Regions from separate parts of the Homo sapiens genome. Here region 2 is linked to region 1. A link is a loop called in an ENCODE intact Hi-C map of the cell type or tissue named here. Cell type or tissue: sigmoid colon. All regions are shown on one strand. Links, peaks and the distances in the headings refer to the core of each region. The heading gives the core; the rest is flanking DNA. Region 1 holds the start of KCNMA1 (potassium calcium-activated channel subfamily M alpha 1). Region 2 overlaps KCNMA1 (potassium calcium-activated channel subfamily M alpha 1).

Region 1 (7,848 bases), core at 5,349-7,848:
GGGCCACACAGCACGGTGCCACGCGTGTCCCCCAGTCACTCCACGGGCAGCTCTTCAGCCAATTCTTTGAGGTTGAACCCTCCATTTGGGAAGGCCCACCCAGGCCCCTACAGAAAATCAGGCTGGCAGTCTTAATGCCCACTGACTTCAAACACTCCAGAGGGAGTGGTCCCCAGCCAGCCTGGGGCATCACCGCAGTGCAGCCCTGGTGACACCACCAGCCTTTAATTTTGCAAGGAGGTAGTTTGGCTGGGTTGCCCTCCTGGACTTCGGGAAGTCACACCCTTTGCAGAATGACCAACTGGCACGAGGAAGAGCCCACACATTGGTGGGTAACACACAGACCACACCCTGTAAACACTGCTCTGGCCACCACAACCCAACCCTAAATCCACAACGCTGATGGGTTCCTTAGGAGCAGGCACCTGGACCATCAGTTTTCGCAAATAAGAGCCCAGCCCGAACCACAGCTACCCTGGTCTGAAAGGAGTTTTCTCCACCCAACGATCTGGCAGAGCAAACCTTCTGCTTCTCATCCCTTCCCCCTTCAAGAGCTGGGAATTTCCACATTTAAAAATAAGCCTGTCTTCAGGGATGGACTGCACGGAGGCTGAGGGATGGACCAGATCCTTGATACTCAAAGTGTGGTCTGCACAGCATCAGTATAGCCTGTGTCTCGCCAGACCAGCATAATCTCAGGTCCCACACTGGATCTTCTGAATCACAGCCTGCATTTTAACAGCTCTCGGTGATTCCTGAGCATATTAAAGTTTGACTAAGCCAGGCACAGTGGCTCACACCACTGTGGGAGCACTTTGGGAGACCAAGATGGGAAGATCACTTGAACCCAGGAGTTCAAGACAAGCCTGGGCAACATAGGGAGACCCCATCTCTGTAAAAAATTTAAAACCTAGCCAGGTGTGGTGGCACACACCCATAAGTCTTGGCTACTTGGGGAGCTGAGGCAAGAGGATCACTTGAGCCTGGGAGGTTGAAGCTGCAGTGAGCAGTGATCATGCCACTGTACTCCAGCCTGGGCAACAGAGTGAGACCCTGTCCCAAAAAAAAAAAAAAAAAAAAAAAGTTTGAGAAGCCCAGGCCTAGAGACACTCTCCAGTCCTTGGAGATAAAGATGTGATATTCCCACTGAACATTCCCCAGGTTTTCTGTCCAAAGTGCTAGGACACCCTTGCCTCCGAGGGTCCCTGGGTTTCCTTTTCTAGGTGCCTAATGCGTGGGGTTCCACCCACCCAAGAAGCAGTTCTAAAAGAGACATCCTTGGTCTGCTCCCTGACTGTGCACAGAAAGGCATGGCCCTGTCTGATCCCCAGGGATGTCTCCAAGGGACCCAGTGTTCCCCACACGGCCCAGGGCCTGGCATCACAGCACAAACAGCCCTTTCACTGGAACCACAAAGGCGACCTTCCAGGGGATCTGCAGCTTGGCAAGGTGGTATTGGCTGCTGTGATTCACAGATTAGCATGGTCACTGCCAGTGTGAGCCGGGACGCCCACTTTGGGAAGGAGGTCCTGGCATTGCAATCGAATGCCAATGTAACTGTTTCTGCACCAGGCCTCTCATGCCCTGATGAGAGAGAGAGAAAGAGAGAGACAGCCCCAAAGCAAGCACTTACTCCTGGCTATCAGCCACCAATGAATGTCCCCATCCAGGGAACAAAATAGCTGTGAGGCAAAGAGAAGGTCCATTTGGACTTACCATTGGAATGCTTTATCCCCCAGGCCAAACAGCAGGGGGCAGGCAGCTCTTCTTTTCCTCCTGTTGTATGTTTGGTCAAGTTTCCTGGGCACCTAGAAGCAGGGCTAGCCCAAGGCTCCCAAAGGGAGGCCATAGGTTCTCAGTGTCCTCCTAGGAAATGCTATAAAATGGGGTTGGTGAAAAAAACCACCCCATGAGGCTGTGCTCTATCACAGACCTCAATTTGCAGGTGAGGAAACTGAGGCACAAAGGCATGACGTCTTTGCCCAGGATCACAGGCTGAACCTTGGGCACTGCACAGCACCCCTGACACTGAAGCAAGACTGCTCACAGGTAGCACATTTGAGGGCATTTTAACCACTTTCTCTACCAGCAGGATGCCGCCAAGCCTGTGATGTGGCCCTCCAAAGGGGAAGCTCAGCCACGCCATGCCTGCTGATTTTTTTTCACAAGGTAATTTAAAAGGCAGGTGTGCCACAGAACACACTTGGGGAAACCTGGCCTAGGGGGTGTCTTGGAAAAGCTGGTCTGGGTAGACAGTGAGTGTCCTGGCCAAGAGACCGTGACATCACTTGGGAGACAGGTCTATGAGTTCTGGACTTGGGATAACAGGGATGGAATTTGTCCCTCCTCAAGGGTACAATGCTGGACAACCATACCTGCCCACCAAATGCCACAGTGTTTCCCTTCTGCCAGCCCAGCAGCTCCTGGTCCCCCATACTGTCGATGTTCGTCCACTGATACCCCACCATCAAAACTGTAACCATCCTGCCAGGACCCCATCCGTGAAGCCTACCTCTGCTGCCCTGCCCTAACTTTCCAGCCTTGCAACAGCCAAGAGCCATAAGCCCATGTCTCAGTCTGACTCTAAATGGTTTTTTGATCTATGACAGTATACTTCAGGATCTAAAGCCTCCTTTTGGCTCAAAAACTTTATTTGTTATAGTCTGCGCCCTTCAGGGGCTATAAGTTCAATGAATCAAAGGGAAAATAAACTCAGCACTTCATGAAGCTATGATAGTTACCACTTACAAGAGGCCTGCTAAGTGTCTGGCATTTGCAGGGTGCTATGTGCCCATTATTCCTGCTCCCTATAAGAACCCTACAAAGTAAGCATCAGTATGCTCTTGGTATAGGTGATGTAACCAAAGCTCAACATGGTTGGCAGTCAAAGATGCCCTGCTAATAAATGTGAGATCCATGATTTGAACTTGGGTTTGCCTGATTGCAGAGTCTTGTACTAAAGTGTGCATTTCCATAAAGAGGGCCAGGGGCTGGACGCCGTGCCTCACGCCTGTAATCCCAGCACTTTGGGAGGCCAAGGTGGGCGAATCACAAGGTCAGGAGATCAAGACAATCCTGGCCAATGTGGTGAAACCCCGTCTCTACTTAAAATACAAAAATTAGCCAGGTGTGGCAGCGTGCGCCTGTAGTCCCAGCTACTTGGGAGGCTGAGGCAGGAGAATTGCTTGAACCCAGGAGGCGCAGGCTGCAGTGAGCCAAGATCGTGCCGCTGCACTCCAGCCTGGGTGACAGAGCGAGACTCCATCTCAAAAAAAAAAATTAATAAAAGGAGAGAGAGAGAGAGCAAGGAATGAGGAGCACGAGCTCTCTGGACAAGGGCAGGTCAGCTGGAGCTCCCCCGTGACTAGGACCCAAGAACTCCTCCAAGGCCACCCCAAGTGATCTGCTCAAAAAGGAGTATCTCAAGGTCATCTGGTGCAGCCAATCCCCAGGACAGGATGAGATGAGGCACAAGGGCCAATCTGGAATCAAGAGCTCCACGGCACTGAAGCTCCAGCCCTGATTGACTGCGTCAGGCCAGACCCTGGGTAATTACCAAGCTGTAATGGGATCTGATATTTATATTAGTCACGAGCCTGACAGAGAAAACGTGTTGTTTTCTCAGGCACAGCCATGGAGACAACATCTCGATAATTCATTACACGCAGACCATCCTTGATCAAGCCCAAGCTTCTACAAGGCCAACAGCTCAAACTGAGAATGGAAATAACTCTATGCCCAGCCACACTCAGGCCCCTCAACAAACCACAGCTCCAACAGGAAGTTGGCCTCAGTTTCCCCAGTTATTTAAAGAGAAGTAGACCACATGCTGGAAGACGAGCAGAAGATGGAAATAAAGATATGTAACTGTCCCAAGGCTGAATTCCTAAAGGAATTGCTAGGGAACTGCAAAACACATTCTGAGCTAGAAACTTTAACCCTCATTCCTCAACTCCTCCCTCTCTCCTATATCGAATCACAGAGCAGGAAGGGACATTAGAACTCACAGAATTCAATCCCCACATTTTATACACAAGGAAAGATAGACACCAGAGAGGTTAAATAACTTCTTCAAAGTCATGGCTTTATTCAGGCTACCAGAGCAGCTCCCTATTCAATATAGTCTATGACAGGATTGAACTTCACAACGTCACACCCAAGTGAATAGAGAGCTCTGATGAAATCCCACAAGGAAAAAAACAATAATGTGAAAAAGTACAGCAAAGAACACAGTACTGGAATGACTGTGACCAAGTTCCCAACAGGAGGAAATTGTAATGTTTTCTTCTTCACTTTCTGAAAAAGTCCACATGCCACTCTTTTCAAAAGACTAAAGTCATTCACTGTTTGAGATTCAGAGGCCAAAGGTACTAATGAAGAGATGTCCCACGATGCATGTCCACAGTCTTGGGTTCCTTTGATCAAAAAGGTTTGGTGCGATCCCAGAGACCAAACGCTCATGAAATTGGAGCTCCTTGCTGAATTTTATCTCCCACAGAATTTCAGACCTGCTTTCCTCTGGACTCCAGCTCTTGATCAAACCATCTTGGGGCTGAAGGAGGGTGAGGGTGAACCCATCTGAGGGCTGGTAGAATTTTCTGGAAAGGCAGCCTATGTTTTCTTGGGAAATCTAGCACAAAAATTATTATTCTAAGCTTAAGCCAAATACATGCCTGTGTATCGAGTCTTGACAAAACTACCAAATACTTGGAAAGAAAAAAGAAAAAAAGACAAACACACACACACACACACACACACACACACACACAATTGCAATAAAAATACAGACCTCAAGCATAGAAAGAAAAGCTTTTAAAAGGCCTAACTTACCGTTACTGCATATAATGAGCTGGCTACCTATGGCTTAAGTGAGCAAATCTAGGGGCAGGTATCAAGAGATTCTAGGTGTGCTTTAAAATGGACTTACGGTATCAAAAGGAACCTGCACTCATTCTATACTGGCCTCACATCTTCCAAACAAACCACCATCACCTCTCATCCCTGGCAGATTTCTTACAGCAACTCACTTCCAGTTATGTCCACTCAGCAGGTCTTGGGGCTACAAAACATAGCCAAATATTTACGAATTGTTTTTTCTAATCGTTGCCAAAAACCTATTTTCTTGAGTAAACTGACAGAAGTTATGCTTGCTCATCATTTAGGAGATCCTTTGTGTGTGCGATGGGATTAGCATTTCATTACAGACACTGCAATTGCATTTATGTACCCCCTAACATAAAAAGACTTTGGAAGCTGTGTTTAGGACCCCAGGTTCACAAAAACACCACAACTTATTTTCAATCATGGAAAAAGTTTTCATTATGATAAAAATTGCCCCCTGCCTGAAAGAAAGCAAGCTGTTAAAAAGTTCACCCAGATCACTCTATCTAGGGAACATTTCAGAGGCACACAACTATGAGCTATCTTTCCCCTAAAGACAGTCGCTGAATCTCAGTAAACCGGGGAACAAAATTCCCGAGACTGTTGGGGGAGGTGGAGGAGAAGGATGGAGAGAGGGAATGTGGGAATTTGAAGGCTCCAGGAATAAGCTGTTCTCAGCAGGAAGGCTAGTCAGGGATCTGGTGTATAGGGCTTTGCTTAACCTGAGGGCTTCTCTGGAAGGTGGGAGGTTTGCCTCCTTAACAAATAAGAAGAAACCTCTACGGCTGAGAAGGTAATTCCAAAGAAAACTCTCCGACCAGCACCTGCAGGCCTCCGGAGAAGCCAGAGAATGACGAAGAGAATGATGGTTTTCATATTTCTCCCTTTGTTCCAATACACCAGTATTTTCCAAAACACAAATGTGCTGCCACAAAACACAGCTGAGCTCCAGCACCCAACAGGATGTATAATTAATGATCAGGAGAGACAGGCTCCTTCCCCCCTGGTGTTTTCATAGCCAGCCTTCACCCATAGCCCCAGGCTTCCCTACTTCTCTCAGCCGCCAAGGAGGCTGCTACAAGTTGCTGTGCCCTGTAGAAGTTTGAGGGGTCCTCGGTTTAACTTTACTAGAAAAGATGTGAACATGTGGAGGCTGCAATGTGTATCTACCCTGCACTATTCCCCTGGATTTCCCTTCCCTCCAAAACGGTTCGCGCGTGAAGTCCCCTAGGATGGGAATTACTCAGAAAGAAGGCAGCTGGCTCACTCTCTTTTTTCCAGTTCTTTCTTTTTTATTCTGCAGTTTTCTATCAGTGTCGGGTCCCCCACTCCAGCCAGTGGCTGTGGGGAAGGGAAGACATCTCTAGGGACACGACTACAGACCAGGCAGTGAGCCTAGCAACCATACATCGAAGGTGTCGCCAGCCTCAGTGCCGGTGGGCGTCTGCACCAGGAATAGCTAAAGCCGACGACATCTAGCCACCTCGAGCGCCAGGGAAGACGCTCCGCGTAAAACCGCGGCCTCAGGCGGACTCCCGCTCCAGCTCCGCGCTGCTGGTGGCATTTCCGGGGACCCAAAGTGGGTGGCCTGGGGGCAAAGGAACAGAGGCCGAAGAACTTGGGGTATGTTCCACTAGAGCACCTAAGGGACGGAGTGGGAGGTTACATCAGATATGCGACCTCGACACATTCCAAAAGTGGCAGCCCCGTGGGCTACCCCCAATAGTGGGATGGATCTCCCCAACTTCTCTCGCCCCTCGAAGTCCCCCTGTTATCTCGGGCCATGCTCCTCCCCCGGGATTCCCTTGTGCAAAATTATTCTCTCCCTTGCCCAAAGGATTTTTCCCTTCTTTCTGACCCCACGAACTCATCTCCCCAACAGGTTCCTAAAGTATGGGCGGATGTGCTCCCTCTCGCCCACCGCCAGGAGCCGAGCCCCGGCAGGTGAGCGGTGCAAAACACGCACCCAGCTGCCCCCAGCTTCCTCCGTCCCCGCTGAGTTGGCTGTCCCCACCCCGCACCACGGCACCCGAGCCTGTGAGTCCCCGACCCCGGCCCCAGCCGCAGCCGCCAACAACCCTACAATAAACAAGAGGACAGGATTGAGCGTCCGCGTCCCGGAGCGCACTGGCTGGGGGCAACTCCTCACCCCCGGCGCGCCGCCCGCTGCCCCGATCCGAGAGCACCGGGAGAGCCGAGGGAAGGGAAGGCGGCGAGGGGAAGGCAGGCGGGGATGGAGGGAGGCACGGCGCGGCGCGGAGCGAGGAGGTGGGCTGCAGGGGACGCCGAGAAGCGGTGGGGCTGGCGCAGAGGGCGGGCGCCCGGGGCGCGCGTTACCTTCGTCTTGCCCCCGCAGTGGCAGCACACGGTCCACAGGTACTTGAGCGTCCGCCAGAGCAAGATGATGAAGAGGCCCCCGAAGAAAGTCACCATGGAGGAGGCCAGGAAAGCCCACCACATGCGTTGGCCCCGGCTGTCGCACGGCACCTCCATGGTCACCGGGATGATGAGCGCATCCATCTTGGGCTCGTGGACCGAGGACGAGGAGGAAGAGGAGGAGGAAGAAGAAGAAGAGGAAGAGGAGGAGGAGGAGGAGGAGGACGCGTCTAGGCTGAGATGGTTCGCGTGGATATTGCTACTCATTCTAAGACTGCTGCCTCCGCCGCCGCCGCCGCCGCCGCTGCTGCCGCCGCCGCCGCCGCCACCATTTGCCATAGCTAGCAACGGGCAGCCGGCGCAGGGGCTCGGGGGAGCTCCTCCCGCCGCCAGCGCCACCCCAAACACCCATCAACAGCCATATTGCTGCTACTGCTGCCGCCGCCGCCGCCGCCGCGGAGCGCGGGAGGGGGGCGGGGAGGCGCCTGGGCTCGGGGCGCTGTGCGCGACCTGGCGGGGTGCGCCGAGATATATACAGCGAGCCGCCGCCGCCCGCCCGGGGGGGAGGGGGATGGAGTGCGCGGGCAGCTC
Region 2 (8,304 bases), core at 2,878-5,377, 390 kb before region 1:
CACTCTCAGCGAACAGATCTCTTAAACCAGTAAGACTCATTGTCAGATAAAAGAATGGAAAAGGCACATGTTTTTCCAAAACTCGGGAGAAAAGCAAGACTATTAAGTTGTCTTAAAATTTTTGTTGTATCCATTGTTTTGAATGCTGGGTTGCTGAAGTTCCTATTTCCCAAAGCCAAGTTATCAGACAGGGCTTAAAATAAAATGCTTATTTTAATTTTCTCATTTGAAACAATTAGACCACATTGAAGGGGTTTAGTATAAGGCATCTGTCTCTGAGCATGTTTTCTTATCTGTGAAAATTTCCAGAAGGATGGGGCTGTTGGAAAGGGAGAAATAAAGTCAATTTCTCCAGCAGGCAGTGCAGGCACAGTGCCTGAGGCCACTGTACTTATGGGACACAAAAAAGTCTAAATTTTAACTTCTTTAAAATCAGAAGAAAATAAATATAATAATAAATGACGAATAATAACAACGAATCCAGGCTGGGCACAGTGGCTCACGCCTGCAATGCCAACACTTTGGGAAGCTGAGGTGGGAGGACTGCTAGAGCACAGGAGCTTAAAACCAGTCTGGGCAACACAGTGAGACCCCCCCATCTCTACAATAATTTTTTTTAATTAGCTGGGCATGATGGTGCCCAGCTGTAGTCCCAGCTACTCGGAAAGCTAAGGCAGGAAGATTACTTGAGCCCTGGAGGCAGAGGTTGTTGTGAGCCATGATTGCACCACTGCACTCCAGTCTGGGAAACAGAGTGAGACCCTGTCTCAAAGAAAAAAAAAAAATTTGCCAGCCATGGTGGTGCATTCCTGTAATCCCAACTACTCAGGAGACTGAGACTGAAGGATCACTTGAGCCAAAGAGGTCAAGGTTACAGTGAGCTATGATCATGTCAGTACACTTCAGCCTGGGTGACAGAGTGAGACCGTGTCTCTAAAAATAATAGTAATAATAACAACAATAATAAATCCAGCCTGGATTATATTCATTCTTATACCAATGCAGCCGCAAAATATAATATTTAATATTCTTATGGAAGAATTGGCTCAACAAAGCCAACGTACCTAGAGTCCATGGAAATCACAGCACGGAGCTGGAGGCAAATGCTGGTCTTCAGGCCAACAACCATGCCCACACTGTGGCCTGTTTGCGAGCAGCACAAGCTCATTTTACTGCAGACTCTCCTCCCCATCATGCCCCTGTGATGCTCTGTATGTGGCAAGTTCGTAACAAGACCCCTGCAAAGCACGTCGCACACTGACCTCAGTTTCAAAAAGATGGAGTGGATGCCATTCAGATGCTTCTGGAAATTTCCAAATAAAAATTTCCAAAAGTTTTAATCATCTATCATTGGACAACAGGTATTACTGCCACTGGATAGAGTCCGCTTCTCTGATTATTTTATGCCGTCCCTGAAGCATTCTCAATCCCTAATCTCAGTAGCTGATTTCAAGGCAAGGTTTTGCTTGACTTTAGCGTATACTGAAAATCACAAAGCCCGAGTACAGGCCATAATGAGAGTCTTCTCTTGTGGACTCCTAGAGTTGAGGGCAGACTGAGTTTTCTGTCTATTCAACTCAAAATCTCCCCTACAGCCAAAACATGTTATAGCATCCAGCTATCTTTTCAACTCCTCAACCTTCAGCACTTACTGTGTGCAATGCTCATATTAGTCATTGATATATTGCTTAGCGATGCCTTACTTGTTCTTGTTTTGTTATCTTATTTTTCCTTTATATATGGCTGGACTTCCTGCCCCTTGTAAAAATATGTATAATTTAAATGTCTTAATGGAAAAGATCTAGCATTATACATAAGTACTCAAAATTCCCCAGTACCTAGCAAAATGCCTTATACACAGTTTGTACTCAGTGGAGAGCTATTATCTGATTGGTACCTTTAAGGCCACAGGTACACAGACAGCTCTCAGCCTCATCTCTGCTACTGTGATGAGCCTGGTGGCCAATTCCCCCATGCTCTTCTTCTCCACTTAATTTTTAGGCAGGACATAATTGTTTCCTACACACACACACACACACACACACACACACACACACACACAGAGTCTTTCTCTCCCTCTCTCTCTTTTCTCCCAAATTCTATGAACAAAGACATATGCATCAAAAAGTCCCAAGGGCATTGTTGCTTTGAGAGTTCTATTTTTAAGCCACAAATGACTCATCACCAACCAGGGTCTCCCCAAAGCTACATGTGTCAGGCTGTCAGGTCAAAAGACAAGGGGTAAAAGACAAGGAAGAGTTCACATCTCCTCCAGCCCATGAACCCCATGATAAAGCTGTAAAAGCTGCCACCACTCCACACACCACACCACACCCCTACCACAGTTGTGTTAGGCACAAGCACTGCCCTTGTGTTTGGATTAAACTGTTCTGAGCTATAACATTTCGCTCCAGCTGGCTCCTATCCTGATCTCTCAGCAGTCTCTGAATGCATGTCAGCCTGTGACTATAGGGAAAGGCCCAGTGCCATGTGACAGGGAGGAGATGCAGCCCTCTTGCGGTATAAACTCAGGCTTGTTGTAGAGGACAGAAGTAACTAGTGGGCTAGTGGGTCTGAAAGGGAATGCATTTCTTCATTTGCCCTGAAACAATTATTCTTTTAAAAAGAATAAGAGAGGGCTGAGAGAGTGCCAGGTTGTCCAAAGCATTCTTTTTAAGTTTTGGAGAGTGGCGAGAAGGGAAGAAATAATTCATCCTAATTTTGGAAGGCAAAGTAGATAGGGATGTATAGACATAGTTATCAGATAGTGTTTCCACAGGGGAAACAAGTGAGCAATTGGGCAAAATGTCCTCAAAAGTTATGCATAACAAATTCCAAACAGGCCAAAACAATGTGTTCAGCTCTTCAATGCGTTCAGCCCTGTGTTACCCTTCCACAGTGGAGCTGAACTCTTAACTCTTACCCATCCCCAACTCCATGCTGAAACAGTACAAAAAAGAGAGGGAGACAGTGGGGAGGGAGAGAGAGAGATTAGTAGGAGGGTCATAAAATCAAGGAATTCAAGGCCTCTCACCAGTGAGGATGAAATAAACTAATCCCACGCAGCCACCTGGCTGGATTTGATCTTTTCCACCTGGGATTATCTTTGTTCTTTCCCATGGCCCTAAAGTTTCCCCCATGATAAGGGCCTAGAAGTCCAGAATTGGCATAAAAAGACAATATATACTTTGCTATTCAATGAGTAGGTTATCATGTCTTTGTTCATTTCTGTATTTAGTAGAAAGAACCCAGGAGATCAAGTAGAAAAGGACTGGGAGAGAAAAGTTCTATCTTCCAGCTCCAGCTCTGCCCCTGGCTGGTCGGATGACCTTGAGGAGGTCCCTCATCCTCATTCCTCAGGAAAGGATGCTGAGGCTCAGAGAACAGTGGCACCAGTTGGGATCCAATGCCTCTTTGACTCTAATACTATATTCTACAGTTGTCTTTTGTGGCAGACCTGAAAGGTTCAGCTCAGTCCTCCTGTCCTTTCCTAGCATAGTCCCTGATTTCCCCAATGAAAGCCAAAGATAAGCAGTTCCCTTAATGCTTCTAGATGCCATTGCCTACGATGCCTAGGTACCACTTGTGCAATGACAAATAAGCAAGGAAGACAAGATTTCCTCACCAATGTGGAAGGGAGAAGGAGGAAGGGTGCTAATGCTCTGAACTTTGACGTAAATGAAACCAATCTGTTTGACAACCAAAGAACAGATCCTGTCCCCAAAATCTACCTATATGGAGACAAGGACATATAAAGAAGTTGACTCTGTTCCTTGGCATACTCTCCACCTGTCTTCTCTACCAGGCTTTCACTCGATTCCTGAACAAATGGCAATATGGAAGGTCAGATGAGCTAGGAAGGCTGAGTTAGAGTTACTCTCATATCAGAGCACCAAGTGTTGCTATTAAAGGGTACATTCTGAAGGGAGACAAGACTTCCCATTGGAGTTATTTACAGCCTCTTTGCCCTGAAGGCATCTTCTCTTCCACCATCCCTGAGTGGGCTCGGCTCCTCTACCATCTGACATTCCATTCTTTCAACAGCTGCTGGCTCTCCTGTTGTGTTCCCTTCACAGATGTGCAGTGCCGTTCTGAACATCCTGCCCTTGAACTTTCCCTACCCATAATTTTCCAAACCAAAGCCTGGCAATAAAAATGTCAGTGAGGGATGGAGAAAACTGGGGGGAGTATTTTAAAAGGAAAAAAAAAAACAGGGAGGTGCTTTGCACACAGTGATTTGTGTTGACTTCTTCAACAAAGGTTAAATGCATGCCGTGACTTCTCAAAAAAGGGCATGAAGGCAGACAGCTGGAGCTAATTTTCCAGAACACTACCTAGAAAGGCTGTATTTCATAAAGGAACTGGTTACAGAGTAGGCTGGTGAGCTTCCTTTTCCATGTCACAGGCTGCCCATCTCATCATGCTGCAGGATGGGGTACACTAAAGGGGATAGTGAAAGCTGGTATACACAGTCCTTTACAGTTTAAAATGCGCTGTCATGAATGGGATGGGATCTGTGCTGTCCTCACAGCTCTCCCAGGTGCCTGTCTTGGGGCTGAGCACAGGAGAGGCAGTGGGTCTACACCTGTGCCTAGTCAGTTTGAACAAGGCTGGAGAAGGAAGCCAGATACTTTATGACATTTCAAAGACCTCCATCCTATGTGGCTCCATTCTTTGGGGCCAAATTTTCCTGAAGTCCATTAGTTTGATAATACCAACTCTCTGGGCATATAAACATTGCATAACATAATGCAAAACTATAACAAATCAACTAATTCTGTAACTCTCTAAAAGAGATAAAAGAATGTATCTCATGGGGAAACAGCATTTCTCATATCTATTTCAGTATGCCAAATCACAAGGACAGATTAGGTAAGGATAGGAAGGCCAAAGAGTCTTTCTACTTGGAAAGACACCCCTAGGTGGTGGAAGCTAATGAGGAACAATCAGCTCTCCTTGTTTTTTGTTCATTTGATCCTATCTCATTGCAAAATGCTGCCACTCCACTGAGATAACAGAGAAGCTGGTCTCATCAAGCCATTATTAGGAAGAACTGAATCAAGGCCCAAACAGACATCAGACAGCACCTGACCCAGGGCAGTGTCTTACATGGAAGGCCTGTGATAGGAGCCTCCTACGTACCCACAACTGCACACTTGGTTCTCAGGGTGAGAAATGGAGAAAGGGAGAACAAAAGAGAAAACAAGACCAGTGCATTGGCAGGATGAGGTGATGCAACTTCCCATTCTTGCAACATCTCATTAAACCCCATCAGTTACTTACACAATCTGGAAATTTACTTCTTGACACTTAGAAGAGAGATGGCTTTAGAATGAGCCATGCTGGAATCTAATCCTGGCTCTACTGCTTACTAGCTACATAGCTTGGGCTATGCCTGCAGCTTCAGCCTCCTCATCTGTAAGTGGGAATAGTAATACCTATCCTAAGAAGTTGTTAGGGGAATTCAATGAGGTTGCATGTGCTATTTTTGGTAAAGTGCCTAGCTCTGTAGCTCACAGACAGTACATAATCAGTGAATGTTAGTTCCCTCCAACGACTTGCCCTCTCTTCCCTTTTGAAACAGAATTTCTAGGCCAAGGGATGAGAGACCAGGCTATGTGAAGACAGGGGAGGGAGAAACTACTGGGCAACTAAACCAGTTCTGCTAAAGCTCTGGACATCCCCAATACATCAATGGTGCCAGTTTTATTTTCAGAGACTATGAAAACAATCTGGTCAATTTCTATCGCAATCTTAAAGATAGTTTTCCTTAACCATAAGCAATTTTACTGCCTGGAAAATATTCAGCATTATCACATTTGAAGATGTTACAAACTAATAAATGAATACAAAATGAATAAATGGGTGAGTGGATGCAAAAGTAACATTTTAAAAGACTGGGGAGAGGCCATTTTCCAATCGTAACCCCACTGTTGCCTTGGCAATTGTGCCCTTGGATGAGATGCTCTACAAAATTTGTGCTGCCATTTCCTGCTCCTTCCTAACGTCCATATCCCCAAAACAGCAGTGCTGATACCAGAAGCCAAGAGCAAAGACTGGCAAAATCAGCAAGTGCCCCCATTGTGTGCCAGCCATTTTGGAGCAGATAAAGTCATTAAGGAAACATTTAACAACGTATAACCTTTCAGCTTTACTCTGCAAACAGCAGGTAGCTTCCCTTTCAGAGACAAGAGCCTGCATTGAAGTCACCAGTGAGCAGGACTTGACCTTCATTTTCAGTATACGCCACATTAAATATTCATAATCCGCGTAACCGTAGCATAAGAAGTAGCAGCGTTTAAACATGAATCAAAGGAATAAATATCTTCACACATGTGAGTCATCCTTTCCCAGAATGCCCCTGGTGAAAATGCAAATACCCAGAGCTCTGGGCCTCTGTCTCTTCCAACTTTCTCTTGAAATTCTGAAAGCTACAGGGACTGCTGCATTATGCAATCCATGAATCTCGCTCTCATGCTGACACTGGTGGGTCTTTGTTTTTTTTCCTTATCTGTTAGATAAGAATTGCTGTTCTTGTGTCAAAGGGAGGAAATAGACAAGGATGGAAGCAGCAATGGTGACATTAGCACCCACAGGGCGTCTGCAGGCACTCTTGACTTGGTTGTACAATTTCTAAAAAATCTTTGCTTCACAAGGATCAGAATATGTGGGAGGACAGGGTTGGCGTTGGTGTCGGGAGACATCAGAATTAGGAACTAAAGTGACGTGTGACATAAATTGGGCAGGAGTCCTTTTAAAAAGAATGCAAAAGAAAGGGAGCTTTTTGTACACAATCCACCTCGTGTGGCTAATTGGAGATCTTTGGGGAGATGGTGTGTGGAGGGCTCAATGCTTGTCTGTGCTTGTTAAGGCACTAACATGATGTCTGACCAAAGACTCAGTCCAGAGGCATCTTCCTCTGCTTGGGTGTTTCTAGAGAGTCTACTGCTGGGATGATAAAGCATAATTTTAGTAAGGTTTAACGTAATTATCTTTGGTTTTCAATTCCAGGAGCTCTGAGGACAATCTGTCTTAGCCAGATAGTAATCACTTGCAGCTACACAAATGAGTCTTCCCTCACAACCACCCTAGGTTCATTAAGATCAGACCCAAAGAAAACGCCCTATGCTGGGATCTGTCTTTGCCTAATGGCCAAAAATGAAAGGTGTGCAGCTGTCTTTGGAAGTGACTTATCCATCACCTCTGGATAGTAAAAAGAGCTTTAAAAGGTTAAAAAGATCATAAACCACCAATGATGACCTTTCTCTGAGCTGTATTGCTAATGGACAGAAGTAAAATAACTACCTAGCCTGCTTGTCCACTTGCACAACTGGAGCTGGCCTGCCTCGAGACATAGCTGGTCCAGCAGACCTAGGGAGCCTGTTTTATACATTAATCGGCATTCCTTGCACTTTTCAAAGGGCTGGGTGCAGAGAGCCTGGAATCTCAAACTTGTGCTACAGGATAGTCCTCAGCATTCTGGAGGGGAGGGGCAGCTCTGGCTAAAATTCACTGAGACAAGCCATTTCACGCATGTCTGTTGGTTTAGATTCACTTGTGGGAAAGCCTATAGACTGTCCCCTGATTCATTTATTTGAAGGGTGTAAATACTAGCTACAATTCATCTGGAGAATTCTGGGTGCTTTTTTTCCAGGGTGATGATTTAGTATAACTTCCACGAGAAGTTTAAAGCTGTCTTTCCAAAATACCCAGATGGCCAGCCAAACCATGAATGTGTAAAACTGGTAACAGTTTTGAATGAAAGACATGGATTTTAAGAATGTACATTCTACTTTCTCACTTTCTTTCCATTTGCATCTTATATGTGGATAGAACTTCATTTTTTTTTCTCATTCACTAAGCTCGATTATAATTTTTTAATAGGTTTCACTGTGTTTTATTCCTGGAAATCTATGGACTTACCATAGAGATGGCTTTAGAGATTCTACACTAATTCTCTCCCAAACTAAAACTGAGCTTGCTTGCCGTCTTTCCCAAGGAAGATGGAAAACTCCCTTGTGCTGAATCCACTGATTGGGCCTGCCACCGGACAGAATCTTCGGATATGCTCTCAGAACAAAATGAAGTCATGAAAATGAAAAGTTTCTATATAAATAACCAGAAGGTCTTCTTATAAACAAAGCCTTGCTATGCCAAATCACACAGTTTAGCAACAGAGAAGAAAGGCTAAAGCTGGGATGAGGCTACGACAGTCCTCAGGCAGAATGGGAATAGCCTTGTTTCTAACCTTATGGGCATTTTTGCCAGGAAAAGGTGAGGACAGGACTGAAGTTCCATCCTTGG

The links. Peaks named below come from ENCODE experiments on the same cell type or tissue, not always from the same donor. Only the 100,000 strongest peaks of a DNase experiment are listed, where the experiment ranks them.
Region 2: a loop joins it to region 1, with 4 times the contacts of the local background. A loop is called at or near these places in 35 of 110 quality-filtered maps.

What each region holds. Positions count from the first base shown.
Region 1 is chr10:77,630,047-77,637,894 of GRCh38, forward strand. It overlaps KCNMA1 (potassium calcium-activated channel subfamily M alpha 1), which reads right to left and starts at 7,762. Exons shown (of 28, transcript NM_001161352.2): 1 at 7,219-7,762. The coding sequence starts at 7,596. In sigmoid colon, for the core only: a CTCF peak has its summit at 6,801; DNase peaks (open chromatin) are centred at 6,395, 6,969 and 7,615; H3K4me3 peaks cover 2,500 bases; H3K27ac peaks cover 738 bases; H3K27me3 peaks cover 1,002 bases.
Region 2 is chr10:77,240,879-77,249,182 of GRCh38, forward strand. All of the region lies in intron 3 of KCNMA1 (potassium calcium-activated channel subfamily M alpha 1), which reads right to left. Among named protein-coding and RNA genes, the nearest start is that of KCNMA1-AS2, 100 kb to the left of the region's middle. In sigmoid colon, for the core only: no CTCF peak of the experiment used is centred there; a DNase peak (open chromatin) is centred at 4,051; H3K27ac peaks cover 207 bases.